Regions from separate parts of the Homo sapiens genome. Here region 1 is linked to region 2. Evidence: chromatin contacts called from ENCODE Hi-C or POLR2A ChIA-PET data. All regions are on one chromosome and are shown on one strand. Each heading gives the region's core, a stretch centred on a gene start or an enhancer-like site at or near the end of the contact. The rest is flanking DNA. Distances are from core to core; before and after follow the strand shown. Region 1 has its middle 66 kb from the start of ARL8B. Region 2 overlaps ITPR1 (inositol 1,4,5-trisphosphate receptor type 1).

The links. A loop is a pair of places that touch in the nucleus more often than their neighbours do. ChIA-PET counts read pairs that join two places held with the same protein, here RNA polymerase II (POLR2A). Pooled maps may share reads with other maps.
Region 1: a loop to region 2 is called in a map of naive thymus-derived CD4-positive, alpha-beta T cell, with 5 times the contacts of the local background. The contact joins two enhancer-like sites. A Hi-C loop is called at or near these places in 1 of 168 maps with a recorded cell type or tissue (naive thymus-derived CD4-positive, alpha-beta T cell), 1 of 37 single-sample maps with no recorded cell type and 9 of 50 pooled maps. POLR2A ChIA-PET finds 5 or more read pairs at or near these places in 1 of 52 experiments (T-cell).

What each region holds. Positions count from the first base shown.
Region 1 is chr3:5,054,087-5,057,985 of GRCh38, reverse strand. No RefSeq gene overlaps it. Among named protein-coding and RNA genes, the nearest start is that of ARL8B, 66 kb to the left of the region's middle. RefSeq lists an enhancer at 2,540-2,599. Within about 2 kb of position 2,510, at least 6 of the 41 ENCODE cell types and tissues checked have a DNase peak (open chromatin) inside an H3K27ac peak, as active enhancers do.
Region 2 is chr3:4,517,708-4,521,550 of GRCh38, reverse strand. It overlaps ITPR1 (inositol 1,4,5-trisphosphate receptor type 1), which reads right to left. Exons shown (of 62, transcript NM_001378452.1): 4 at 457-527. Among named protein-coding and RNA genes, the nearest start is that of ITPR1, 26 kb to the right of the region's middle. Within about 2 kb of position 2,415, at least 7 of the 41 ENCODE cell types and tissues checked have a DNase peak (open chromatin) inside an H3K27ac peak, as active enhancers do.

The DNA of each region.
Region 1 (3,899 bases), core at 1,261-3,760, 540 kb before region 2:
TGACCAGCAGGTGGTGTGCATGCCCCGTATCTCATAGACATGTACTCAAGGCTCTGCTAAGAGCTGCTTGCAGACACCAAAAACTTGTTTTGTTGCAAGACGTAGACTATGTGTAATATAGACTGGTGCATTCTTTCTCTCCCTTTCCTTTCTTTAAGTTCTTTTTCTCATCGCTCAAAAACCTTTGCAATAAAGGTGTTTAAAAACTGGAAAATACAGCCACCATCCAATGTCTGCTCCCACGGCTTTAAATATACCTATATGTTGATTACTTTGAAATATATTAATACACCTCCAGACTAAACTCATCCCTGGAACTACAACTGCCTACTTGACACCCCACTTAAGTGTCAAATATGCTTTTCAGAAGGAATTTAACCAAAAAGGAACTCTCACTTCCCTGACCCCTCTGCCTGCCAAATTTGTTCTTTGCCATCTTCCGTATTTCTATAAATAGGATTACCCTCCACATAGTTTCTCAGGCATGAATCCTAGGTGTGACGCTTTAGTGATCCCATTGTAACACAGACACACACACACACATGCGCGCACACACACGCATGCATCACTCCATCAGCAAATCCTATTGGTTCTACCTCCACAAGACATCTTAAATCCACTTATTTCTCCCCATCTCCACAGCACCTCCGTCATCCAAGCTGCCATCCTCTCCTGCCTGGACACTGGCAATGCCTCTGATTTGGTCTCCATGCTTCCACATGGATTGCCAAGCAAGCTTTGATGGGATCGTCCTGTATTTTCGTGTATAAATTCCAGCACCAAAAAAAATATGGCTTCAAGTTCTTTTTTTGTTTGTTTGTTTGTTTTTTAGACAAAGTCTCGCTCTGTCGCCCAGGCTGGAGTGCAGTGGCGACAGTAGTGCTTGATGTTTGTGTTTATATTGAAAAAAGAGTTAGGATCTAGGTTCAAAAAATAAGTTTTTTACCTGCACAAATGTCTGCAAAAAAGAGTAATTTCATTTCCTTAAAACTCTGGTTTTTAGTCTGGCCACAGTCCCTATTTCTTTTTTTTTCTTTCTTTTTTTTTTTTTTTTTTTTTTTTTTTTGAGACAGAGTCTCACTCTGTTGCCCAGGCTGGAGAGCAGTGGTGCGATCTCAGCTCACTGCAACCTCTGCCTCCTGGGTTCAAGCAATTCTCCTGCCTCAGCTGGGAATATAGGCATGCGCCACCACGCCCAGCTAATTTTTATATTTTTAGTAGAGACGGAGTTTCACCATGTTGGCTAGGCTGGTCTCGAACTCCTGACCTTCAGTGATCCACCCGTCTCTGCCTCCCAAACTGTTGGCATTATAGGCATGAGCCACTGCACCCAGCCAATTTCTTAAGAGAAATGTTTTTGTAGCATTGCCTTTGCTACCCTGAATTGAACCTGATAGATAGTAAAATCTACTGATACACATAATATCTAAAAATAAATATAAAGTCCTGGCTGTCATATGAAGGAGAAATAAATGAAAATAACTTATAGTACAACAACATGTATTTCAGTATGAAAATCTTCAAGCATGACTCTGACCGTACAGGAAGATGGTGAAGTAGTCAGATGTTTGCCATCTACTTTAAATAAGTGCATCTGAATTTCAGAGTAGTGAGACAATATTCAAAAAATACTGCTGACCCTTTTACTTTAAATCTGCTATTTCAAAATAATGGTCAGTTAGGCATACCTAAAGTCTCCATGAATGAAATAGCTGTAAGTGACGACTGGTACAATTGCATGGCACTATCGGCTCAGATTCCAAGGGTGGTGCTGCTGTCAATGACATCATTTTCCAAAATGGCAAACAAGTCATGGTGAAGTCCGAGGGCCTTCCTTCTATTTCCACAGTAGCAGCATTCCTGGGAAGTTTGGTGTTTGTGTTTATATGAAAAAAAAAAGAGTTAGGATCTAGGTTCAGAGAATGAAAAATGTTTTTTACTTGCACAATGTCTGGTAGGACATTACAAATCTTGGGGGATACAAGTCCGTTTTTGCCCCATAAGCCAGTTTCTCACTGGCCCTCAAAGCAAATAGGACATCAGACTTCCCCATCTCCACCGCCACACCCCTACAATCCTGTGACAACCAAAAGTACCCTCACAAGTAAACATCCCCTAAGGATGGTACCACCCTCTTTGAGAAACACTTCCTTGAAGTCATAAGTTGTAGGAGAACTTCAGGTCTTTCAATAGTTCCTTGGGTTACCACAATCCCTACCACATACCCTATCACTCAGCTTGGAATCAAAGGGTTAGCAGCAGGCGAGTGGAGTGGACTGTGAAGACTTGCAGATACCTCCAGGAAAGAAAAAAACAACTGCCCCTTTGAGCTATAGGCTGAGCCTCAGGCACCCGGTGAAACTCCAGCTCCAAAGAGCACACAGTGCTAAGGAAATAGGTTGTAAAAGGAAGAAACTAGGCAAAGAGATGAGTGGGACGGAGAGGCCCTGCAGGACACAACAGGGTATGTAAGAACAGGAAGGTGAGCTGTAGCCACAGAAGAGGAAGGGGTATAGAGCAGGGTTCCACTCCCAAGACAAGGCCCCAGTTATAGAAGAATCACAGTCTCAGGATACTTCCAGAAATTCACAGACAAAGAGATGGGTGGAGGAGACAGTGAGCACTCGTTAAGAACTTAAGTTTTGGGACAAGGCATGGTGGCTCATGCCCTATAGTTCCAGCACTTTGAAAGGCCAAGGTGGGAGGATTGCTTGAGCCCAGGAGTTTGAGACTAGCCTGAGCAACATGGCAAGACCCTGTCTCTATAAAAAATAAAATAAAACATATTTTAAAATTTTATAAAGAACTTGGGCTATGGGATCAGATGGGATCAGAGAGGTTCAAATTCTAGCTCCACCACTGACGAGAAGTGTGACCTTGGTTGGGCCCATTGTACTTTTTTTGAGGCAAAGTCTTTCTCTGTCACCCAGGCTGGATTGCAGTGGTGCAATCTCAGCTCACTGTAGCCTCCACCTTCCAGGTTCACTAGATTCTCCTGCCTCAGCCTCCTGAGTAGCTGGGATTATAGGCGCCCACCACCACGCCTGACTAATTTTTTTTTCTATTTTTAGTAGAGACAGGGTTTCACCATGTTGGCCAGGCTGGTCTCAAACTCCTGACCTCAAGTGATCTGCCCACCTTGGCCTTCCAAAGTGCTGGGATTATGGGCATAAGCCACTGTGCCCAGCCAGGCCCGTTGTTTAACCTCTCTTTGACTCAGCTTCCTCATCTATAAAATGGGCACAAATAACAGCCCATATTGAGTACAGTTGTTGCGAAATTTTAGTGAGATCACAGGGAAAGTGCTTAGCATGGGTGACCTGTAAGCCGCTCAGGGGCAGGGTCCTCTCCAGCTTTGCTCACCTTTGTACCCGTAAGTACTTGACACCAAGTCACACAATCAACTTTAGTTGAATGAACTGATGAAGAAGGGACCTATGGCAAGTAGCCGTTCTCACTACTATGAACGAAAACAAGAGGGGGAGCCTGTTACTGGAGCTGAGGTAGGAAGAGGGGACTTGGTTTTTTTACTGGGACACAAGATCACAGGCAGTGCTAGTTGCAAGAAGAGGAAGTCAGATCACCAGAGTAACTGAACCAAGGCTTCTGAAATCTCTGAGCAAGGAAGCACTGGGATCAGCACGTGGGAGTGCAGCTGAGCCCCTGGGAGAAAGCCACGCAGCCCCAGCAATGGTTAGAAGAGACCAAAGGAGACAGAGTGCTCCCGGGCACCAGAAATCCCTGGGAGGAGGGCTCAGGAGCACTCCCATGGGAGCACTCCATTGACATGAAAACCTGCGGCCCCATGACAGGTAGGGCAGGCCTGCTTCCTCCCCTCTAAGAATTGGACAAATAAGAATTAAAGAGAAGCAGGATGGGTGCCATGGCTCACACCTGTA
Region 2 (3,843 bases), core at 1,166-3,665:
TCAAAAAACAAGTGCAATAATTAAGAACGTTTCATTCCAGTGAGACATTCAGTGAGGTATCATTAGATACCTCTTAAAGAAGGTATCTAAGAATATCAGCATCCCCAAACGGACAGTGAGATCTGCTGAAATAATGAATGTTCCCTGTGACTGGATCCATAAATACTATTTGTTTGAAGAAATACCTGTACAAATGTAAGACTTTAAACCGAATTAGCACTTGTCAACACATATTCAATAGACAAATTAAGGACCCAGTAAAAGCCAACCCAATCTTGATACTAAATTTATGTATGCATTTTTCAAGTTGTAAAGCTTAGAACTCAAATCATACTCTGAAAAAAATACATAATAAATAAGCCTATTTTGCTTATAAACACACACACACACCAACAACACACTTCAAGAATTTTCAAGTGAGTCAAGGTGACTACTCCAGGAAAGCCACCACCTTACCTCTGAATTTCTTAGGTGGATTGTTAAGGTCCCCGGTTTCTGGCTGTACAACACAACGATCATCAACCAGGCTGTAAAGAAGACAGATAAATGCTCTGTCAAGTGTATGAAAATGAAACTCTTAGCACTATGCAAAAATCAGATATCCCAGGGCTTTTCCTGCGCAACATTTAGATTGCCATATTCTCCTGCCAGGAACTCTTTACACTAGAGGCTTCCTATGCATGGATCTAAACCTAATCCAAAAGCCCAGGGTTCTGTTCTGTGAAGGACACATTAAGGCTACTGTTTTCTGTGGCTCCTTTCCCATAACCATGTCCATGGTAGATCTGAGTATAGCATGCAAGGTGGCTGAAGTCGCGAGACACAGCAAGGGGCTGTTGCATTCAACTAAGGGTAGCTGAGGAGCTGACTTTGTGCCAGGTGAATATGAGCCAGGCCCTTGCTCTTTGGGAGCTCAAGGCTAGTGCAGGAGCCTTAAGAACAAACTGATAAGGAGAATATAATCTAAGGGCTGTAAGAGAAGGAAGAAAAAAAAATACAGCCAGAAGCGAACTGTGCCTGAGGTCATCTGAGAAGCTGCAGACAGAGGAAGTTCTAATGGAACTACTGGAAGATTCGAAATAGATGTTGGAGGCTAGAGGGGAGCGTTTCCAGGTGGAAAGAACCATGAGCACAAACTCATGAAGATATGAAAGGACTGTGGAGCATCAAAAGCAACTAGTGGGGAAAGTACAAAAAATTACAAATAAATAAGCTCACATTACATAAAGACTCAGTATTTAAAGTCCTGACTGCTAAGTCTAACTTGCACAATTCTTTTAGAAGAACCACTTAAAAATATATTTTTGAACAGATGAGGGAACTGAGACTCTGAGAAGTTACACAACTTGTCCAAGCTCCTAAAACTGGTACTGATAGAACTGGCTAATCTTCCAAGTGACCACAGAACTTGCAGTTGTTCCCAGCTAACACACCATGGTTTTCCAGGGTTCCTCCATTCATCTGTGCTGCCTCCTCTCATCCCAAATGCAAGGTACCATTAAATATTCAGCCTTGACCCTTACTGTTCTATTCTCCAAGATTCCCTTTTGCCTCCTCAAGTCCTGCCTGTCTTTCAGGACTCAGGGTAAGAGCCCCACCTTCTCCACAAAGCCCCCCCGACCAAGCTTCTCCTGCGCCAGACACTCTCTGCCTCTCCTTCTCTGTCCTCCCAACCTCACTGACTGAGACTCCAAAGGGGCACCAGGCTACCAGCTCCATGAAGGCCAGAAGATGCCCAAGGCTGGCAGCTCAGTATCTATTTGGTGGGTAAATCAAAGTGTCCATGGTACCCCACCAGCAGTTTGCCTCCTTCAGCTTCATGACACAAGACTTCACTGTATAAACAAGAAGAACAGTGTAGCCAATGGCCTGAGTTCTCATGTAAAAATCAAGAGCAGAATATACATATATAAAACCACCACCTTAAGCTCCTGTAAGTATAGTAATGCCCCCAGAGCTAACATAATGCTTGACAGGGTGGGCTCAGAATCCAAGGTAGGGCTAGGTTAATAAATCATCAAGCCATGGCCAGGCATGGTGGCTCACACCTGTAATCCCAGCACTTTGGGAGGCCGAGACAGGCGGATCACGAGGTCAAGAGATTGAGACCATTCTGGCCAACATGGCAAAATCCTGTCACTACTAGAAATTCAAAAATTAGCTGGGCGTGGTGGCAGGCGCCTGTAGTCCCAGCTACATGGGAGGCTGAGGCAGATGAATTGCTTGAACCCAGGAGGTGGAGGGTGCAGTGAGCCAAGATCGTGCCACTGCACTCCAGCCTGGCGACAGAGTGAGACTCCATCTCAAGAAAAAAAAAAATAAATAAATCATCAAGTTCTCAAATGGGGAGGAAGTGGTAAGAGGAGCCCCAGTCAAGCTCAGATGACAAATGAATTGTAGATGGCACTCTGCCACCTACTAGCGGCATGATCATGACTGTGGCATTTTACCCCTACCGGTCTCAGTTTTTTCATCTGTAAAATGAAAGTTGGTCTCAGGGATTCTTAACGAGGGGGATGTTCATCAGACTTATTGTTTCCAAATATACTGACGCCAGGACTCTGTCAACCCAGCTTACTAAAGCTGTGCTGTAGGATGAGGCCCAAGAATCCTGCCCGTCTTGTTTTTATAAAGAGACAGGGTTCTTGCTATATTGCCCAGGCTGGTCTTAAAAGCTGGTCTTGAGCTCCTGGTCTCAAAGGATCCTCCCATCTCAGCCTCCCAAGTAGCTGGGATTACAGGCGTTAGCTACCGCACCAAGCTGAACCTTTATTTTTAACAAGCTAAAAAGGCAATTCAGAAGCATGCCACTGAGTAGTGTGCACACACACACACTTGCCCTCCAAGATCCTATTGGAGTTCTCAAGTTCAACCAGTAGATGAAGCCATTTGGAGGTAACCACCATCTATATAAATGGGATGGGGCTGGAGTGCTACACAGTGAGTCCCATAACGACTGGCACTCACTCACCGTAGTCCACAACAGGTCCCCCATAAATATTAAAAACAGGAAGGGTTGTCAAACTTTCTTTCCAACCCCATTTTTACACTGCTATCCTCAAATATGTGCAAGCAACTGAGAAAATAAAGTATTCATCTCAAGAAAGTATTAGCAACCCAAAGTTCAAAAAGAAGCCCTCCTCACTTTAAAAGGGCAGGAGGGACTCATCATTAATTTGTTTACAATGTTTGAGGAAAACACTTAAAAAGCACTTCATATGATTTTAAAGAAGAGATGCCCTGGAAGAGAAAGAAGGTACTAAGATCCCGGGGGCTCAGGAGGCACCTGGGTGACTGGGAAATCAAGACCCCCAGGGGAAACATGGGAATAGAGTGGGTTGAGGTTTAACCAGGCATCCAGATAGGGGCTGTGCACAGTCAAGGAGGAGGGAGAGCTGCGGGCAGACAAGGAAGCTGGAAAGAGAGAAGCTGGCCTGCAGAGAGCAACTGCTGGCAGCCCTAGCCTTGGAGTCTGGAATTTTCTGAGCTGTGAAATCTTGGGCAAGTGACTTTGCCTCTCTGAAGCTCAAAAGTTTTGCCTCCACAAACAGCAATGATGACAATGTTCACCATAGACAGTTGTGTGAGGATTAAGGAAGATGTAGGCACAGTATTTAGCATAGTGCCTAGCACACAGCAAATACCCACTGGGCTCATTTAGTGCTTTTCATTTATTACTGTTGCTGTCATTACTGAAAAGAAGAAGAGGGTAAAAGAGTCAACCATAGACGATGAAAACAGGAAGGAGCCAACCATGAAGAAAGGAGGGAGAGTCAGAGGCAGGGCAGAAGGAGGCCTCTTTGCCAAAAGCCACAGAAGATAAATTGTTAAGGGTAGGTCCAT